2 separate regions of the Mus musculus genome follow, and region 1 is linked to region 2. The links are chromatin loops, found by intact Hi-C in ENCODE. Cell type or tissue: gastrocnemius. All regions are shown on one strand. Links, peaks and the distances in the headings refer to the core of each region. The heading gives the core; the rest is flanking DNA. Region 1 overlaps Arid1b (AT rich interactive domain 1B (SWI-like)). Region 2 overlaps Arid1b (AT rich interactive domain 1B (SWI-like)).

Region 1 (11,064 bases), core at 5,101-7,600, 73 kb before region 2:
GCAACGTTTATACTGTGCTGGGGGTTGGGGACTGTCATTGAGGGATGGAGTTCCTTCCAACCATCCTGGCTTCACGAGACCCAGGAATTTGTCAGTCTTTTGTAAAGTCATGGCTCTTGCTTGGAAGACCTTCTAAGAAAGACACATCTAGGCAATTCTTAAGGACCCAGCTCCATGTACCAACTACTGTATTTGGCAAAGAGGCTAACTGTTTAGAACCACAAGTTCTTCCTAGAATGAAGGAATGAGGCAGGGCACATTGTAGGGCTGAGGAAAGCTCTCTCACATGACTGCACGTGCTGTCAAGGTTACAGATAATAGACTTGGTCACTGCAAACATCCTATAAGCTATGGAGGTGTCGAGGATTCACAGCAAAGCCTCTTCAGGAAGCAGGGGCCAAGGTCTTCCCAAGCTTCTGGCAGACTCTACTCGGATGATGCACTCTTGAGAATACCTTCACACGAACTATCGACACTTTAAAACAATGCACAGTGAGGCCCTTTCTGAGTACAACCACTCCTTGTACGTCATTAGCTTTGAATGCTTGGGTACCATCATGTGCTTAACATAACGGATCCATACCACTTTCTATTACTGATCTTCTCCTTCATCCAAAAGATCAACAACAGAAACAACCTATATATTTGTAGCTTATTTCGTGTTGCAAGTGGATTATACACTTACAAATCACCCTAAAATGATATCAATGAAACCCCTTTTCAAACAGCTAAACTGCTATTTTCTTCTGTATTTTACAATCAACTTGTGAATGTCCACATCATAACAGCCATACACAATCCTTCCTCTTTGTTAGCTACTTAGCTGAATTAGACACACACTTCCAACCTTCATCAATAATTTGTCCTTTTGTAATTCTTTTTCAGGTTCCAGGCTCTTTGGGAGTGATGAAGCGAACATTAAAACAAACGCTGGCGCCCCAAAGGCTAAGTGTTCACTCCCTCCCCTCAAAAGAAATGCATGCCCTAAACTGGTTTCACCTGACATCCATCCATGGGGGTGGATGACCAAACAAGCAGAGAGAGTAAGACGCTCTGAGCTCCAGCACGGACAGCTATGGTGCACTGGGCAGGGCTCTCGGCCACAGGAACAGAGCCGTGTAAACCCTGGGTTCCCACAGCCCAGCCTGCACTCTGCCAGCAGGCACAGGAGGCCAGTCTGCTGCAAAGTGGGACAGAGGGCGCCTGAAATAGGAACTATACTTGGGTTTCTTTCTTTTTCAGAAAGGATATACTGTAAACATGAACGGTAACTTCCCAGGCAGCAGGTGGACAGGCAGGGCACCGCGCGCATGCGCGGGGGCTTTGCCAGGTGCAGACAGTCACAGTTGCCCCAGCTTTGCTCCTCCTCTCAATTCTAATTAAGGAGGAGGTGCAGCCTTCTAGGCAGTGCTCCCGGAAGTTGCTGGCTGGAGCACAGTCGATCTTCTCAGGCTGGTTAGCTAACATTGATTTTCTGCCCCAGTGGAAGAGATTTTACTCTGATGCATGTCATTTAAATTCATTTTACACAGCTGCTTAATGTGGCTTGGCAAGGCGCAGCAAACCAGCTTTGTGGGTCTAAACAGCACTCCTGAGTTGGGAAAGGACAGAGCCTGTGGCTCAGCAGCTGATGGCACATGTTTTTCTGCTCCTCTAGACTCATGAACTGACCCTGAAGGAACCATGTTAAAGTGCAAGAGAGGAAAAGCCAGGTTCCCAGGAATGCGTCTGTCTGTCTCACTTCATAGTTCTTTTACTTGGAGGATCACGCTCTGAGGATTCTTTGTTGCTTCGCATGGAGGACCATGTTTACAGAATTAACGACTTTCCAGGACAAAATGACCCTCTGCTCTTGCTGTCTGCAACGTGATGGGAAAGAAGACTGTGAGAAAGCTCGGCGTCAGGCCAGCCAGGGCCGAGGGCAGAGCTGGGTTTACTGTTCACAGGGCTGGGGAATGGTCCACTGTCCCTTACTACCAAGAACGGGGAATTTGGCGTGGGAGGATCCAATGAACATATATACAAACAATATTGTTAATATTATTGTTTAGTAACCCACCTAGTAACACATGCAGTTTATTAACCATACAGTTTCACAGCAGGGTACAGCAGCACTTTTGCTGTCTGTAATACTGCACTGACACCAAGACTAAAACACCACTGTGTAGGCAGAAAACTCTTGATTATTTTGTTGGATTCCCCTAGTCAAACATTCCAGGCCTCATTGGCTCCAAGGCAGGCTCAGAGAACAGTGAGGTCTCTCCTCTGCCCTGGGCAGCCCAGGCAGCAAGCCCAACTGCTACCGTGTCCAGGCTCCTGGGCAGGGGCTTTCAGGGTGGCAGCCCAGTACAGGTTCCTCTACAGAACATCAACACCAGATGGGCTTAGAGCAGAGAGGACTTCCTTGCTTCTGTGCAGTTAACAGTTTCTACTTTTCTTCTCAGGCATGAAGGAGCAGTCAGGTGAAGGACAGACACAGTCAGGACCTGGATGGAGGTATGCAGGCTTCCATCCCACTGCCATGGGATGGATATACAACAGATAGGAAGATGACCCTGTGACGTGGGTCTGCTGAGAGCTCTTCCAATGACAGCTTCAACGTAAATGCCCAGGTCTCCCAACAGCAAGCCCTGGGCATGCTGCTACTGCCCAGTCCTGGTCAGGCTCATTACCACAGGAGCCTGGCAGTTGCAACAGTTGAGGTACTGGGAAGAAAACATGGGGTGTGTGCCAGCCTCAGCCTGGCTGGGGTAAGCAGTGACCTAACATATGGTGTCCTAAAGTAAACACAAGAACAGGTTCTGTGGATTTGTTCGGAAGCACAGGTCTGAGTCCCTGACCATGCACTACTCCACACACAGTTGAGAAGGTCCCAGACAGGGATAAAGGACACTGCATTGGACCATATGGCTACCTGGGGTGGAGCTCTGCAAAACTCAACAGAGGTGGAGGAAAGGGTCAAAGAGAGAAAAGTAAGATGCTCATATTTATTCTCAACCTATCAATTCAGTATAGTTTTAACTGGAGGTGAATGAAATCAACATAAGCAGCCGCACCTGAACGGAGGAGAATGTGAGGTTAAGGTGTGGATTGGTCTGCTGATTAAACACAGAGAACAAATGTATGGCTATGTATTAACCCGTGAATTTCTATTATAAACGGACTCAGGAAGCATGGCAAGACTTTCATCAGGTGGGGCCCAGCCTTGCTGGCTCAGGTCATTACCCACTCCGTGCCATCAGAGGCCTTGTCAGATGCAATCACATACTTCCTACTTAACAGAAGGGAAGTAACTTGCTGTTATGAATTGCAACAATGGGCAGTTCATTTCAGCCATTCACATGGGAGCAGCTGTGCCAGACTCCAGCAGACTGTCTATTCAAACATTCCCTGTGGCCAGGCGGGGCTGGCTGTGGGCTGGACACTCAGGGTCAGGAGATCTGAAGTGAATGTAAAGGGCTAAGACAGAACAAGGAGGGAGTGACGGATCTCCATGTAATTCCTCCAAGGAAACATGCCAGTGTTCAGAACAGAGAATGGGACTGGGGGCTCTGCATTCCTGGAGCATCCGCTTCAGAGGAACTCTACACACACACATGTTCACAGACATCCACAGATTCACAGACACCTAAACATGCATGTTCACAGACATCCACAGATTCACAGACATGTAAACACACACATGTTCACAGACATCCACAGATTCACAGACATGTAAACATGCATGTTCACAGACATCCACAGATTCACAGACATGTAAACACATGCATGTTCACAGACATCCACAGATTCACAGACATGTAAACACATGCATGTTCACAGACATCCACAGATTCACAGACATCCACAGATTCACAGACATGTAAACACACGCATGTTCACAGACATCCACAGATTCACAGACACCTAAACATGCATGTTCACAGACATCCACAGATTCACAGACATGTAAACATGCATGTTCACAGACATCCACAGATTCACAGACATGTAAACACATGCATGTTCACAGACATCCACAGATTCACAGACATCCACAGATTCACAGACATGTAAACACATGCATGTTCACAGACATCCACAGATATACACCTAAACACATGCAAATTCACAAATACTCACAGATACATAAACACATCTAAACTCACACATGTTCACAGTCATCCACACCAGACACTTAAACACAGTTGAACTCACACATTTCAGAAACATCTAAACTTACAAATGTTCACAGATATCTCCCCCAGACACATTTGAATACATGTATGTTCATAGACTAACACACAGGTGCACACATACACGCTTGCACAGTTAGCTTTTATGTCTCTGACAAGTCAGAATTTTCTTGACTTCTGAAAGTACCACTGCGATCCAGAGTGTCAAATGTGCCTTTTAAAGGACAGACCTGCTTCTGCTCCTTCTAAAACATGCTCATCTTTGTGTCTTATATTTTTAAATTATGCCATTTTGTGGCAGGTCAAGGACTTAAGAGTTATTAAGAATTAGGGTTGACAAGATACAATTTGCAAAACACAAGAAAATCAAGAAGAGGGAAGACCAATGGGTGGATACTTCATTCCTCATTAGAATAGGGAACAAAATACCCATGAAAGGAGTTACAGAGACAAAGTTTGGAGCTAAGACGAAAGGATGGACTATCCAGAGACTACCCCACCCGGGGATCCATCCCACAATCAGCCACCAAACCAAACTATTGCATATGCCAGAAAGATTTTGCTGAAGGGACCCTGTTATAGCTGTCTTCTGTGAGGCTATGCCAGTGCCTGGCAAACACAGAAGTGGATGCTCACAGTCATCTAGAAGATGGAACAAGGGCCCCCAATGGAGAAGCTAGAGAAAGCACCCAAGGAGCTGAAGGGGTCTGCAACCCTATAGGTGGAACAACAATATGAACTAACCAGTATCTCCAGAGCTCGTATCTCTAGCTGCATATGTATCAGAAGATGGCCTAGTCGGCCATCATTGGGAAGAGAGGCCTCTTGGTCTTGCAAACTTTATATGCCCCAGTACAGGGGAATGCCAGGGCTAAGAAGTGGGAGTGGGTGGGTAGGGGAGGAGGGCAGAGGGAGAGTATAGGGAACTTTCGGGATAGCATTTGAAATGTATATAAAGAAAATGTCTAATAATAATAAAAAAGAATTAGGGTTGAAATCAAGGACAGAAGGTAAAGCTTTGCTCAACCAGCTTAAACTTTCTACAATATTATTATTTTTGTTGTAACAACCACATTTTGCTTGGGACAGAAAATGTTCAGACAATAAAACACAAAATTCCATGCGTACTCATTTAGACCAACACACTGGACACATGTATACACATGGAATTTCGATTTGTGTGTGTGTGGGGGGGGTGGGGTGGGTGTGGGGCAGGGTCTCACTGTGTAGCTCTGATGGGTCCAGAACTTTCTATGCAGTCTAGGCTGGCCTCAAGCTCTTATAGCCCCGCCTACCTCATCTCCCAGGGATGGGAACAACAGCATGCACCACCACAGCAGACCCAAGTTTCTATTGTACAGAGAATCCTATGGTATAACTGTGTGTGTGTGCGTGTGTAAGTGCCTGTGTGAATGAATGTTCACGCCTGAGTTGCAATTGTGTCTGAGTGTGTGATTGCATGTTGTTTCCTTCGCAATGTTTTAGATGTTAAATAGTTAAGTTGGAGTGTTTTTGGCTTAAAACTCAAATTGTTTGAAGTAGAATTGAGCAGAAATTTCCTTTTATGCAAGGCATGGCTGTTTTGCCTACAGTCATAGGCACTTCAAGCCATCTCCCACAAGGACACACACTTCTCTGGTCTCACCTCACATGTAAAGCCAAGCCCTGCTGCCTTGAACACTAGAGGAAAGGATGGGCTAGTGTCGGTCACGTTAGAGGCATACCTGCTTTGTGCTGAGTTTGCAGCAGCCTGCATCACAGCTGCGGCAGCTTCCTGGGCCTTCCGGTTCACAGTGGGCATTGGTGGGCCCATTCCTGGCCCTCCCTGTTGAGACATGCCAGGAGAACTGGGGGTGACGCTGCTCATGGTTCCAGGAAATGGTCTGTTCTGCATCCCAGCTGAAGGCATTCGTCCCAGGGGCATAGCACCACATGGCTGGGCTGGCCCTTGTCCATGCATCTGGTTGTTGGCATTGATGCCCATACCGGGCCCTGGGCCGCTGTAGCTTGCACTGGGTACCCCGCTATATGTTGGGGTTCTGGAGTAGTTGCCTAAACAAAAAGCAAAGACAAGTTAAAGCCTTTTATTTAAATGTTCATGAAAACATTCCCTGCAAATATATTCTGCACATCCAGATGCCCGTCCCAGGTGCTCCCTAGCTGTGCTCCCCTCTCCTGCAGATGTGACTGCATTCCCAAGGCACCTCAAGACAGGCAGTCCCCCAGGCTCCACAACACTGGGATAGAAAGGCTAGGTTTCGAACACACTGCAGCAAGCTGGATTGGGAGCTTGGCCAATTGTAGTCATCCCAGCTACATGGGCAGCTGAGGCAGGAGGATCACATGTTTAACCCTGCTTGGACCACTGGGAGAGTTCAAGAACAGCTTGGCTACCATAGTAGGACTTTGTCTTGAAATAAAAAAGTAAGGCGCTATGAACATAAGCAAGTAGTAGAGCATCTCTAACAGTCACAAGGCCTTGGTAAATACCCGTGCTGCAGAAAAGAGACGGTTCCCAGCCCAAAATGTCACAAATGACCTGGACACCGCACACTCTTTCACTTCACCCAGAAGTATGTTCCACAGGCCACTGAGACTACCCTGCCATACCCCACCTCCACCTGACCATGGAGCCAATGCACTGAGCCCCTCGGGACCATATAACTGACCCTCCCTGACCTCACAGGAAGGTGTCACATGCATCTTCACTGGTCCAACATGGCTCTCCTCTGATGGTGGGTCCAGACTGAGTGATTTACACACGTGGTGCTATGTCTTACAACTCTAAGTACAGGTCCAACACTGAGCACAGGGCACGGTGGTGTGAGGAGAGAAGTGGGAATCCGGCTGAAGGCCACAAGCCCTTGTCACCCCTCCCACCCCTGGCTCTGGGAGGCAGCTGCAGGGCCTCCATCTGTCAGAGCAGCTAGACCTCCCCTCTCTTCCGGACTGCTCCTATATAAATTATTACATCCATGTACATTAGCGGAAGGCATGGTACCACTTCAATAATAACAGCACACGTTAGCTGCTGAGCTGAAACGTACACTAGACAAGTGGTTCAAGTGTCCTCTGCCCCATGAGTTACCCCCGTTCCCCCATGACCAAACACATGACTTTGTTCTTTTTCTTTTAAAGAATTATTTATTAATTTTATGTGTATGTACACACTGTAACTGTCTTCAGACACACCAGGAGGGGGCATTACAGATGGCTGTGAGCCACCATGGGGTTGCTGGGAATTGAACTCAGGACCCCTGGAAGAACAGTCAGTGTTCTTAACCACTGAGCCATCTCTCCAGCCCCCTAACCCCAATCACTGTTTATAAATGAAGAAAACCTGAGTTTGGAGGTTAGGATTGAGGCTCATGCAAACAGAATCCACGTATTTAACCAAGGAAGCATGCTGTCTTCCAGTAATAAAGTTTTGAATAATAAATGTAAAATAAAACAAACAACCAAATAAACAAATAAACAAAAAGTTTCTGTGGACTATGGACAGAATTTCTCATCTGTTCTGACTACATTTTGGAACATTCTCCCATCATCTAATGACAACAAATACATAAAAATGCCAGAAAGAGCTCTCAGATACAGGGAGAGAAAGTTAAATGCCCGCAGCTGGGATGCTCCCAAGTTCCATGTAGGTCCGTGCACACTGGTGTCCGTGGCAGCTGAAGGACGAAGGGAAAAACACAAAAGCAAAACCACACGATGTGCAGAGGCTCAGTCTGCCCGGGACGGAGGCACTGTGGGCTTTTTCTGCACAGGAGGCAGTGGAGTAGGGACCTCAGGTGCTGATGAAGGACAGGCTCTGGGGACGGGGTGAATCCTGTTCTTATTGACTGGGGACTCTTGGGAAACCTGCCTCCAGGTTTCTTCCTCTGACATCATTCTCTTGGGGGTTGTCACTTAGGCATAAAGTCTCCCAAACACAAAATGTGATGGAGGGGTTCCTGGCAAATGAGGCAGAGGCAAAGGGAAGCAGGCACAGGCAAGTCAGGACAGTGACGAGCAGCAGGAAAATGGTCTCGGCAGCCACTGAGGAGCACCATGGAGCTGGAGGGGCAAGGGAAGTAGCCGAGCCAGCAGGCTTTAACTCTGGAGGTGAGGGATTCAAGATGTGGGGAGGCCAAATTACCTGTGCCAAGTAACTGGGGGAGCCAGGGTGTGACCCAGGTAGGCTGTGAGTGTGGCCTGGAGTGCAGGCCCTCTGGACTGTATGTAGCCTCTTCAATGCTTAAGAAACACTACACTTGTGGAACCACACCATGACAACATTCAAACAGGTTTTCTTAAATCTATGCAGAGCAGAATGACCTGTAGGCCTGAGGAAGTAAGACACTTTCAGCTCACTGGGTATATGGCGGGTGAGCTTTCTTCTTTATGGATGAGCTGGAGGTCTCTGTCCATGCAGACCACAGGCTGGCACAGTGTCTGCCAAGGGCCGGAGCCTTGGGGGGTCTGTGCACTGCCAACTATTCAGCGCTATAGCTATACAGCCTATAGCTCCAAGGTAGCCACATGGAGACACACACTTCTGCTAAGTGTATATTTACAACAGGGTCAAAACAAGGAGGAAAATAATTTGCTGACCCCTGGAAAAGAGCAGTTCTGGGACATGTCCGTAACACTGGCTCCACACTGTACTGTCTTTAAGTAGAATGTCATTATGAAGGCTGAAGGTGGACATAAGAGGATTCTAAAGAAGCAGGGCAGACTCCAAGACCTCAATAAAGATGAAAATCTAAGGGCCTGGAGATAGGAGGATAAAGGTTGCAATATGAGGCAGGCTGACAGTGGGCCCTCACACCAGAACACAGCACCTTTGCAAAGCTAGAGTGCACAGAGATAATCAAGCAATACTGTTTTTAAAAAGGCTTAAAACATGCAAAAATGTCCACAAATGCAAACTCCTTCCAGAAAATTCTGAAGTGGCTTCTGAGCTCTCTATCCTCTGGGAGCAACTACCTCTGTAGAAGCAGCACCTTCCTGGATGCTCAGGAAAGCTGGCTCAGTAACCGCTCCCTGTGAGCAGGATGCCTCTCCCCTCCCTCCCCTCCCCTCCCCTGCAGCATCGTGTCTCAGCTTCCTTTCAGCTTTATTTTTACCAAACAAACGTAAACTCATTTATAGTGCAAGCACTTAACTAACGGATCCACGCGCCCACACGTTACTTAGAGGCTACTTCATATCTTCCCAAGCTTTTATAAATGACTTGTGGGCAGAAGTCCTTTTCTCCAGTGAACATCTTTCGTTTTGAAAATGACACTGAATCTTACTTTAAAACAAGCATCTAGACATGGACACTGTACTATACTCTCAATGCCATTTGACTAGAGGAGGACGTTCTGTTGCTGAGCTCTGCTTCCTGTGGGAGACAGACACACTGGCTGAGCTCTCCCACTCTGGATCTCACTCGTTGTGGGGTGGGGACCAAAAAGCTGCTGTAGACTGGATCTCCATGAGCCCAGAGGGGAAGCCCAGCTTCCTGACTGCCCTGTGCCCTGCTCCATACTTTCCTTTCTTTATGGACCGTGGGGCTGAATTGCCATGCGGCTCCAGCTTGGGCAGGAAGCATTCTGGCTTATGAGGCAAGTGTGGGGCCAGCCACATGGCTGTCACGTGTAGGCCTGTGTTGATGCTGCCCCTGTGTCCTCAGTCTATCTCCTTCAGCCAGTTGGGCTCAGAATCACAGGCCTCTGTTTGGGAGAACTAGAAGTCCTCTTTCTTTTCCTTGAAGTTTTAAAGACACTCCTCTCTGACCCTGTGGGCTGGGATAAGCACACTTTCTGAAGACTCCAGATGGTTTCCCAGGTAAAGCTCAGGCATAAGCAGGGCTTGATGGCCCTGCTTCTGATGCTGCCTGGCAGCACGACCTTCACATGTTATTTAACTTGTCCACACAGCGGCACTGTCACTAGGGAGGTGTGATGCTAACGGGGACCAGGTAAGGTTGCAGCACAAAGCCTGCTGCCGTGGGCCTCGGGGCCCCAGTGCCACCTTCCACACCCTACCCTACACAGTCTATAGCTCATCTTCCTCCTCTAGCAAACTGAATCCAAATGTGGAAGCCAAGCAAAATACGAGAGGAACCGGCAGGAGCGAGCAGCGCAGTCTTCTTTCCATGTTTCTCTAATAGATTAGTAATTTGTTGGCACTGGCTCTGACAGAAAACAGATGGATGCAGCATTAGGCACAATGAAGGCAGCAGATGCCGGGCCAACCCACCTCAGCTGGACGGCTCCTGCAGCCAAGTCCGAGAGCCCACCGTTTTCAAGTGGGTTCATCTTGGCACGGCAGCTTTGGAAAATCAGTCACGAATGCATTCAGATTTCAGCCCAGCAGGAGTTACATTCAAGCACCAGACAGAGGGAGCAGCAGCTACTCTACTTAAGTCACCACCATGGCTTTAGGAGGGCACAGACCATTATGTACCTGACTCAAGCATGTCGGGATTTGGTAGTCACAATCGATACTTCCAGTTCCTGTTCTTAGAGCTATTGCTTCTCCTCTCACATGAGATCGTGTGCCTGGGCTACACAGGCTAAGGACGTGTCTTATTCTATACCGAGGAGGACAAAAGGTAGTATGCTTCAAAACCCAGACCTTGGGTTACACAACCCTCATGAGAGCGGCATGCTGTAAACAATCTGTCCGCAGGGCTGGAGAGGCGTCTTCACGGTTAGGGGAGCTTACTGTTCTGCAGAGGACCCGGAGCAGCTCCTAGCAGTCCCAGCCTGTGGCTCTGCCTTCCGTCCTGTGGGCAGCAGGCCCACCCACATGCATCTATTTATGACCAGGGCTAAGCATTTGCCTTGCTCCTTGTCCCCGTTTCAGTAGCAGTCTTACACGAAGCCTGTATACTGAAATAAACCTTACATGTAAC
Region 2 (11,064 bases), core at 3,869-6,368:
GAGACAATGTACCAAGCTAAATACTACAATTTGTACAGAGCCTGCATTTGTTATGCCTGCATAATACTTATATTTAAAGAAGTGACCTCTGTAAAAGGGAGGCCAGTCTGGGCTCTACTGTCAGAGCCTTGGAGGCAAGGGAAGCACAACTGAGCAGGTGGCTTCCTTCCTCTACAGACTGCCAGCCCTACACGCTAGCACTAAAACACACTACTCCTGAGCATTGACTTGAAAATCACAAGCCTTGCTTTCAAAACAGCAGTGCCTCCAACTCCAACAGATGTTCTTAAGGGCACACAATGATTTGACCCCTGACCCCATGGCCACAACTATTCCAACCCACTAACGACTTCTCAGCAGGGCTCTTTTACCTGTTCTGGTTCAAACACCAACATGCTTGTTAAATCAAGGGTTACACAACTGAGCTTGATACATTGTTAAAGAATTTTTTAAAATTTAAAATGAAAGTAATTAGCAGTAACACACACAGAGAACGATACTGTCTTGCTTAAGTACGGAATCAATAATATTCAGGGCCAGAATACTTGTAGCTTTAAAAACAAAAACAACCAAACAAAGAAACCAGGCTAACCTTACTTTATCCTCAGAAGTGAGTGTGCTGAATTTCCCACGTGATAGGCACTAGCCAGGTACAGGGCAAAGACAAGGCTTGAAAGTATGAAACTGAAGACAAAAGTCTTCAATATTCACCGTGAGGAACAATCTATTCACAACTAGAAGAAATGTCAAGAAAACCATTTATGTATCGACACAAAACAGTGTAGCCTCTGAAAATTACATTTTGTTCTTTTAAATTACAAATGGAGCTGTCCATCTGGGAGCTAGAGCCATGGCTCAGCGGGCTAGAGGGTTAAAAGCCAGGGCTGCTCTTCCAGAGAACCCAGGTTCAATTCCCAGCACCCACATGGGAGCTCACATGAAACTCCAGCTCCAAGAGACCTGACACCTTTTCCTTCTGGCCTCTGAGGGCATGGCACACACTTGGTGCACAGATATGAATGCAGATAAAATACCCAAGATACAAATACAATAAATAAACTTTAAAAAAAATCACAATAGATAGATCTCAACAAGTTTTCTGAGAAAAATAGCTTTGAATTCTCAATATTTACAAATACTTGGTGATTTTCAACTCCTGAAAAACTGATTTTCAATGCAACATTTAAAAAAAGAGAGTGATCTCTTTTAGGGCATCTGTTATTACTAAAAACAAACATGGCAAATAATCATTACCATGTGTGTGTAAGGTGCTTTAAGGAGACAAGCCAGCTTCCTCCATCAGACAAATGAACTCACTGGCCTATCAAGGGGAACTGCTTCATTCCAATAAAGGCTGATTAGCCTAGAAGGAAGCCCAAGGTTCTGGGGACAGCAGTGGTAATGGTAACACCTTTGAGCCTCCTTTGTGGCACCCCACTGATGAGCAAAGGTGCTTGGCTGTCCCAGAGGTTAACTCAATTGAGAACCTGAAGGAACTTAATCACCAGAAGCGGGCTCCCCAGCACAGTCTACTGGTAATCACTTTGTGAGCCTCGTAGAGAGAGAGCCAGCTCCTGGCTTATGGCCATTTGCTAAAGTAATGCTACCCTGTGGCAAGCAACGCAGAACTGAAATCCTCCCAGGTAACACTCAAGCCATTTGGAAGCTGTAACAAGAACTAGATTATTAGGAGTACAAACGAGCAATAAATCTATAAACAACCATCATAAACAAAGCCAGGAAGATTGGCTTCTAACAAAGCACCGTCGCAGGAACTTCAGGTCTGTCTTTGGTAATTCAGGTACTTGACTGCTAAGTCAATTCTGCCTCTAGCACCCATGAAAACCCTAGCAGCATCCATCTGTAACCCCAGTGCTGGGAATGGGGTGCAGAGGCAGGATGACCCCTGGAACTGACCGGCCAGCAAGCCTAGCTAAACTGATGAGTTTCAGCTTCAGGGAGAGGCCCTGTCATAAAAGAGTAAGTCATCAACCTCTGGTGCGTGCACAATCACGCCTGCACTCATGCACACATGCACGCAGCGTGTGGCAAGTACTTGGCACAGGGTCCAGTATTTACTTGTTCAGTAAATGCTAATTCCCTCCCTCCCTTTCTCCAGCACCACATATTTCACAAGGGCATAAAGAGGATGACTGGCAGCTCGTTCAACCTGAACCACAGCTGACCTGTCTCGGCACTTGCTATAGTCTAAGAATACTTTTAAAGGGAGGAAAATAAGCCAGCACGTAAGATACTCCAAATATTCCTCAAAGCACAGGGTCAGAGCCGTCCATCTGGACACATCCCAGGCTCATTCAGATCTTTAAAACATACTCTACTACACCGTTTGGTTAACAGATGCCTTGCACAGCCATTTCTCATTCTACAAACACACAAGTTCCCAAGTAAACCCAGGAGAACGGCAGTTAGAGGCGGAAACCAAGTGGCTCACAGCAGCCGACAGCAAGGCCTCAGGTGTGAGATCTTTGTTTGTGGGGATCCAGATTTGGCCCTGGGGCTTTGCTGAACACTGCAGATCTCCCCACGTGGCAGCTCATCTGAGCTCTCTTCAGCATTTATTATTTCACTTTTCCTCTGACAACCCTGCTTACTAGCTGCTGCCAAAACTTACTATGCTGTCCCTTCCATAACCAGTACTTCCTCACTATACCACGGGACAGGAAGACTGCAGCAGAGACACACCCCTAAGTTACCCTTAATTAGACCCCATAAACCCAAAAGCTGTGGTAAGACCTGCAGGGCTAAGCTAGAGCCCATCTGACCACCATTTAAGGACTGGCACTGAGTATAAACTGTATATAGATTGGGATAATCCAGTAAGATACTGGATCCCATTAAATTTGTATTTCAGAGAAAAAGACAATCTTCTAAAATTATTTTATGTGCATGGGTATCTCGCTGGCATGTATGTCTGATGTGTCACTTGTGTGCCTAGAGGTCACAAAGTAAGAAGGGTGCAGATCCCTAGTCCTGGCGTCACAAGTGGCCATGGAGAGCACGTGCACACTAGGAACTGAGGCCGGGCCTCTGCAAGAGAAGTTCTGAAGAAGAGAGTGCTAGGGATCTGAACTGAAAGCCACCTCTTTGGCCTGACAAAAAATAATTTTTAGTGGAAGTATGTGCTGTGTGGTACTTGGACTCACGTTAAAATTCTACTCAGTATTTCTTTGAAAGTCAATTTGTCCCAAATCTGGTAATGTTCTGATGGGCAAAGTCATTAAGAACTAGGCCTCCTCCTCTCAGCACCATGTGAGGGCCAGGATCACCTCACCTCAGGTGTCTTTTCCTGCAAGGGGTGAGATTATCACCTGCCACAGTTACCTTGCAGATCTGACAAAGAGGGAAGCAACCGTAATACAACCCTAGCAGCAAGGCCCTTAGAGGCGCTCTCTGGGCGGCAGGCCATCTTCACTGTGCTGTGCAGTATTGCATGCTATTGATGCCATGTGCAATTCTATAGCTGCAAGCTGCAACTATTTAACAGCTGACAAAGATGCATTCAGGTGGGTCCTGGCTCTAGACAGCATCCTTTCTAACTTACTATAGTTTAAATAAAAATACAATTAAATGCAGGAAAGTCATTCAACTAGATGTTCTTATTACTATTAAAGGACAGGAAGGAATTAAAAGATGTCCCACTGGAGGGAATGGTGTGAGGAGTTTCACAGGCAGCCAGTCCACACAGAGCCTATGCATATGGGGTGAAAGTGGGCGCAGAGACCGCCACCCCAATGTCTTAAGAAGGGTGCAAGGAAAGGACCAGAAACTCCACAGGGAAGAAGCTATCAAAGATCATTTGTGAGTTAACTAACCATAGACTGACAAAATTAACCTTGGTGTGGACAAGGAATTTACTGAGATGGAAAGGAAGGACAGAGCTCAGAGGAGGTAAAAAGCAAGGAAAGTGGCAGGGGGCCAAGGACCAAATCAAAACCATGTAAGACAAACCACAAGCAGATGCTCAGGCCCTCCACGAGCTGAGGCTGCGCTCAAACTGCATGCTGGGCCTCGCAAACATGACAGTCAGGGAACAGGGATAGTTCACATTTGCTCCTCATGGACCTAAAAAAAAGCCCCTTAAAGTTTTAGGCTGGGGTGGTGGTGGCAGCAGTGCACACCTTCAATCCCAGCTCTGACGGCCAAGGAAGGCAGACGTCTGAGTTCAAGGCCAGCCTGTCTATTCATCATGCTCCAGGACAGTTAGAACTATACAGCTAAAAACCTTGTCTTAAACAGATTTGATGTGTCTACACGTATGTGCCTACACCACAGGTGTGCAGTACACACTGAGGTCAGAGGAGGACCTTGGACCCCTGGAATCTGGGATTACAGGTGACTGATATGGGGAGTGAACCTGGGTCTTCTGGAAAAACAGTAAGTGCTCTTTAACCACTGACCCGTCTCTTCAGCACCCAGACTTCAAAATTATTTTAAGAAAAATCTAAATCTGCATTTGTAAATTAGGTTAAAGGTTTTGGGGGGTTGATTTTATCTTTAAAGTATTGAATGGGGAAAGCTGAGCACTGTAGCCATTTTCTTCTGCATGCAGACCTTGGGATTTTACAGTTACTCATCCAAGGACAGTGAATGTTTGTGCCCAGAAAATACACTATTTGGCAATTATTTTTCTTCTAGATAATTACTCATTCCTAACACACACACACACACACACACACACACACACACACCCCTGTACACAAAACCTGAGCACCCTGCAGTAGTATCGCTGTTTGTGATGTGCTCCCAGACTTTAAGGAAGGGCTCTAGTGCTGGCAGGCAGTCTGCACAGGCACAGACATCAGGCTGTTTAGTGTTGGTATCTAGACAGGGAGCTGGCAGCAAAGTTCCTGCTTCACTAATTATATTCTTTTCCAAAAGTTCACCCTGTATGGGTGTCCAGGTAATTGCAATTAAGCCAGGAATCTGGTAATTAGGAACTCAAGTGCCCTGCCAGGAACACACTTCCTCTTGATGCGCTGCCCACAGAACTAACTCTCTTGGAAAGGACGGACTCTGGTGTGATCGGTTGTGCAGATGTTGATTAAGCACCATACCCAAGTGAGTGGCGGCAGCCTCTCTCCCTCAAGCCAAGGCTATCTCATTTGAACTAGAACATGTTCTGTGAGCCTGGAGCCATGAGGACAGAAACAGGATTGCTGGTCTTCAACAGCTCCCGGGCACAAGCCCTCTACCACTGCAGCCATGGGCACACCACCCCCGTACTGCTGTAGCCATCTGTCTCCAGCAGGGGCTTCCTGGCTGCTGCTCAAGCTTGCAGCAGCACTGGGAGGTTAAGGAATAAAGGGCCACTAGGAGTCTTGCTGCTCATCCTAAGCCCATCCCTGTTCAAAGTGACTGATGGAAATTAAACATCGCATCAGCTAGTCCCAGAAAAATGTCTGCAACGGACAAAACCATTCTTTAACCTGTTCCCATTAAGAAGTTAACTCCATCCTTAACAAACCTCATACTCTCTACAGCCCACAGAGATTTACAGATGAATTCACTAGGTGCACAAATGTGTTTCTACATCAGCCCTGTAGAAAAAAAAAAAGCAATGATCCAGCTTAGTTGATTCTTCATCCAAAGCTAAATATAGCTGCCAGGTTTCTCCTCTGCTCCTAAAAGGCTGATCTGCACACAGTTGCCACCACCTGCACAGTCGCCTGTGTCCTGTAGACAGCACACGGGACAGACAGATGAACAAACGTCTAGATTTTGGAGAGACTCATTTCATTACCAAGGCACCTCTGGTCAGCATCTTACTGAAACACCAAAGCCACATGCCCATAGAGTTTCTATCTTCATTCCTCCTGCTGGTGAGATTTTTGGCCTCAAAGGTCAAAGGTCAGAGCCCTTCAACACCTCCCTGCCTGGGCCACACTGTGCATTCTCCTAGCACGTTCAGAATCACAGGGACTCTGTAACAGCTGGCCTGGTGCCACTGTTCGAACTGCACTGCAATCAGAGCTGAAGCCACACCTTGCCCTAGTGTTCGCAGCAGTGAAGGCATGGCACCCCAGCAACAGGCTTTGTCCCTTGAGCATGGTGCTTGCTCTTTCTGAGCATCAACTAGGGTCACGTTAGAAGGCCCAGGCAGGAGAAAGCCGAACACGGCTGGCTGAGGGAGTGTCTGATGACCACGCTGTGCGGAGGCTGCCATCTGAACTGAGCAGATGCTTCACTGAGCAGGCGAGAGCACAGGCTGAGGATGGTGAGTTTGGGAAGCAGGGACTCGGGCTTCAGGGGAACTAGCAGCCAGCTGGCCAGACCACAGTCCTCATCTTATAACTGTAGACTCACAGAGAGGGTTAGAGCTATAAAATATACCATCAAAGCTCAAGAAGTTCTGGGGTGGGGGTGGGGGAATTAAAGAAAAACAGTATATGCCGACATTAGAAGTTCATTTAGATGTCAAAGCCCATCCATGCGAGTCCAGTACGAGTCGGCCGTTTGTGTCCGGGTCCTGTCTGCAGCCAACCCCCTAAGCTTTTCTTTTTTTTGTTTTTTTGTTTTTTTTTTGGTTTTTTTGTTTTTGTTTTTTTTTTTTTTTGAGACAGGGTTTCTCTGTGTAGCCCTGGCTGTCCTGGAACTCACTCTGTAGACCAGGCTGGCCTTGAACTCGGAAATTCCCCTGTCTCTGCCTCCCAAGAGCTGGGATTAAAGGCGTGCGCCACCATGCCCGGCTCTAAGCTTTTCTTTTGATTTGAGTCACGTGTAGTAACTACTACATTTACATTTTGATACATTTTTCCAAATATGAGTAATTAAAAAAAATATCATTAGACCAGTCTCAAGTCTTCCTAGTTACACCTTTGGCTCTGTGGAATTCTTTAGAAGGACTAAAATCAAGTACATAGAAACCCTACTTAAAATATACAGTTTTCCTGGAGGGTACTGTGGAAGGAACCAAACGTTAGCCGAAGTAAATTTGTCACATCTCAGCACAGAATTTTACGAGGAACAGTAACCCTGGGTTTTAAGAACACAAAAACATAGTTTAAATTATATATATATATATATATATATATATATATATATATAATATTACTATATGTGGGGGTCTATTCACAAAACTTATAGATTATATTACTAATCACATATGTTTTAAAAAGTAAATTTTATTAAGTTTCTCTTTTTACACCCCCAAAACGAGTAATCAAAACCAAAAATCAAAATAATGATTTAAGGGGGGGGGGAGGGGGAGGGGAAGAGCGAGAGAGCGAGAGTGAGAGAGAGAGAGAGAGCGAGAGAGAGAAGAAAAGAAAGGAAGAAGATTTTCTTGGGCTGGAGAGATGGCTCAGGGGTTGGGAGCACTGACTGCTCTTCCAGAGGTCCTGAGTTCAATTCCCAGCAACCACATGGTGGCTCACAGCCATCTGTAATGGGATCTGATGCCCTCTTCTGTGGTGTCTGAAGACAGCTACAGTGTACTCACATAAAATAAATAAATAATTTTTTTTCCCTCCACAGCATCTCAAGTCTCCCCGGCAGTGGTTCTCAACCTTCCTGATGTTGTGACCCTTTAATACAGATCCTCAGTGTTATTTCATAACATTATTTCATTGCTACTTCACAACTGTAATTTTATTACTGTTATGAATTGTGATATAAATATCTGATGTGCATCCCCCAAAGGGGTCACGACCCACAGGTTGGGAACCACTGCGCTAGGGCTAAGCAGACTTTATTTTTGACCCCTGGCCAGAAATGCAAAGTCCAGAGCTCAACAAACATAGGCACTGTGGGACAGCACGAGCGCTACACAGAAGTCTGTGTAAGAACTTCCCTTCCAGAGGCTTACAGTATGGACAGAGCTGGGTAGAACCTATGTAACTAAGGCACTAATCAGTTTATTCTTAATTAGCAATAGCATATTGTCCAGGGTGGGCCTGGTTCATCAAGGGAAAGCTTTATACAACATGGGTGGGACATGAAGCAAATCTTGTGGACCATGAAATGCTGCCAAGTGGCAGAGACCTGCAGATCTCCTCCAAGAACTGAGTACGAACTGTGCCTGACCTCCCACAAGAAATTGAGAGCTTCAGAATGACAGCCACACACAGGTGAATTCTGCCAACCTCAATAGTCCTATTAGAGCTGCTTTTTGAGACCCTGAGCAGAGGATGCAGGTACTGTGCTAATGAGTCTGATGCTGCCACAAAGCAGCAATGCCTTGTTAGAATTGCTTTAGGCATCTGGCCACACAGCACCACACCTGTGGTCCATGGTACACTACTCCAGCCCATTCTCCATTCAGCAGGAACCACTTCCTCAGGAGAGGCAGTAGCCTCAGCTGAGCAGCACTCCCTGGTTAGCATCATCTCCATGAGACCCAGTTCCCAGTTTGTGACATGGCCAAAATGGGCTGCTTAACTTCTCATGGTCACTGACACTAGCTAGCTTCAAATATCAACATGAGACTGTACAGAGTAATATATCCACATATTAAGAAACAACTATTTCTCTTAGCCTAGAACTGCTACAAGCCCAACTGAACGGCAATCACCTCTAACTGAGTGGTCAGCTAGTCAGAGATGCTGAGGAGAAGGACGACACTGGGCTTAGAATGCCTCTGGTTACAAACCTGTATCGTGGCCTAGCATTTCTGAAAGGACAGAACTTAGTCTGACACAAGGAATGGCAACAATGTGCAGTTTCTGACATACAGTTCTTTAACCATAAACCAAATTTATAATGAGACATGCTACATCCAACAACCAACAAGCGGGCGGTGGTGGCGCACACCTTTAATCCCAGCATTTGGGAGGCAGAGAGAGGCAGATTTCTGAGTTCGAGGCCGGCCTGGTCTACAAAGTGAGTTCCAGGACAGCCAGGGCTACACAGAGAAACCCTGTCTTGGAAAAAACAAAACAAAACAAAACAAAACAAAACAAAACCCTGTCTTGGAAAAAACAAAACAAAAGCCAGAGAACATGAGTTGTTTTTTTTTTTTTTTTTTTTTTTAACCATAAAACAAAGTAAATTGTTTGAGAGAGAACTCAAAAAAGTCCAAATTTAAGAGAAAAACTGGGAAAGATTCAGGCACAAGGTTGCAGCCTTTGATAGTTCTTGAGTGGGGAGAGGAAGGAGGGGAGGCCACCTGAGCAGCCTGGATTTCTTTTGAGTACAACAGGAAGCAGGTTACTGACAGGGAAGAACACTCAATTTGGAACACTAGTCCCGATTCCCAGGGCAGCTGTGATGTTTGCTTTCTGAAATGTGGCACTTTCATTAGGTACAACTCAAGTTTTCATTTTTTGGTATAAATTGCTGTTCACTGCAGCTCTGTTCATTTAATCCTAAATTCCCTGAGGCTATGCAAATGTTGATTTCCTTTATGTCTTCTATTCTCACAATGTTCTGTTCTGGAGCTACAAGAGTCCATTGTAGAATCGATAGAAAGTATCCAGATTGAAGCTTTACTTTGTTCCTGATCAAATGTGAAAAATAAAACAAGCAAGCAAGTAAGTAACAATAACAAGAGAGGGAGGGAGGGAGGAAGAGGAAGAGAGGAAGAAAGGGAGGGAGAGAGGAAGGGAGGGAGGGAGGAAGAGGAAGAGAGGGAGAAAGGGAGGGAGAGAGGGAGGGAGGGAGAGGGATGCCAACTGTATTGGAGGAAGGTAATCACCCAGAAACCGTCAATCTGTCTGGCAGAATGCAGCACTGTCATTCGGATGTTTCCATACAGAAACCCATGCACACCTCAGAGCTGGGTTTACATCGAGCTCTTGGTCAGTGCTGCTGAGTCGGCAGACAGTGAAGCTTGGCTGGCTGGAGAGAATTCAACCATGGACAAAACTTCGCCACCTTCATTTCACAGAAAACCAGCGTGTGCCCCCACCCTCCCGTCCCATATTCCCTCTGACCATCCACAAGATCAAACTGCAGTTTCGTGTGGGGTGAGGACATTTTCATACACTGTTGTTTGGTGTGTTACATGATTTGCCTGGAAGCCAGCGTGTGCAAGGCCTGTCTTCACTGTGAACCACCCTCTTCTGCAAACTGCTGCTCAGGCTGTGTCTGCCACATCATTTTCTATTAACTGAACATGACTATAACAAAGCAAACACCAACACTGTATGAATAACCATGAAGGCACCAAGATAATACATTTAAGTACTGTGGAGAAACGTGGGCAGAAGACTACCGTGGATGTGACAATGGGAAACAGCACGAAAAAGGAAATTAACGCTCTTTTCTGTGTTTCCAGAAAATGCCAATGCCTAACTGGCTCATGAGAGACACCACCGAGTGCCCCAGGTCTGTCTGTACACTCTCACTAATTATAGTATTACGTTCTCTTGGCATTATAGACACTCATTCCTCTTGTCTCCTGGCCTGCTTCGATTCAGAAACAGGCATATAGAATGTATGTGCTTTGAGCCTTATACATTCGCGTCGAAAGATTCGAATCCAGAAACACTGCATATTCCCTTAGCAGGAGCTGAAACTAGATTTAAGGGATCACAAATCACCAATGTCACCATCTAAGGTAAAGATGATTCTACAATTGTCTCTGCTTAACAGAATGGCTTGTCTACTCTCACTCTGCTGATTATTTACTCAACTCTAAGGTACACTTTTATTTGTGTTTGAATTGATAAAGCAAGATGCTGGAAGACCCCAGCGCCTGTGCTCATTTCTAGTTGCTGCCTTAGTTTAAGGCACAATTTCCTTTATTTCACTTTTCCACAAGCCATAAAAAAAACTCATTTCTAATTCATCCGTTCGTTCAGCTTAACCTCTCTTCTCAGCAATTAAAGCACTCTGCGCATCCCTCATCTATCACACAGCCAGCTAAATAATGCATTGCGTCCTCCGCTCATCTTTTATCATCCCAAATGACAGGTATTAGCATATCTCCCCAGTCAATTACAGTGCAGCAGAATAATCACAGCATAATTGGGCGAAAGCCACTCTAATCACCAGCCCTGCAAATGCTCAGAATAAAAACTGAGTGGCAGTTCAGACAGGCCTTGCTCTTGTCCGTGACTCCAGCCAACAAGCCTGGCAGCTCTCCATTTCCTTCCTTTCAGCGCT

The links. Hi-C counts contacts between places; a loop is a spot of excess contacts. Peaks named below come from ENCODE experiments on the same cell type or tissue, not always from the same donor. Only the 100,000 strongest peaks of a DNase experiment are listed, where the experiment ranks them.
Region 1: it touches region 2 in a loop (2.3-fold over the local background); 2 of 42 quality-filtered maps call a loop at or near these places.

The regions. Positions count from the first base shown.
Region 1 is chr17:5,286,119-5,297,182 of GRCm38, reverse strand. Arid1b (AT rich interactive domain 1B (SWI-like)) reads right to left here. Exons shown (of 20, transcript NM_001085355.1): 8 at 5,900-6,227. Among named protein-coding and RNA genes, the nearest start is that of Gm34854, 67 kb to the right of the region's middle. In gastrocnemius, for the core only: no CTCF peak of the experiment used is centred there; a DNase peak (open chromatin) is centred at 6,086.
Region 2 is chr17:5,212,242-5,223,305 of GRCm38, reverse strand. The region is part of intron 4 of Arid1b (AT rich interactive domain 1B (SWI-like)); the gene reads right to left. It overlaps Gm34854 (a long non-coding RNA gene), which reads left to right. Exons shown (of 3, transcript XR_876354.3): 1 at 1-9,488; 2 at 9,679-10,516. Among named protein-coding and RNA genes, the nearest start is that of Gm34854, 6.5 kb to the left of the region's middle. In gastrocnemius, for the core only: a CTCF peak has its summit at 5,281; DNase peaks (open chromatin) are centred at 3,961, 5,242 and 6,102.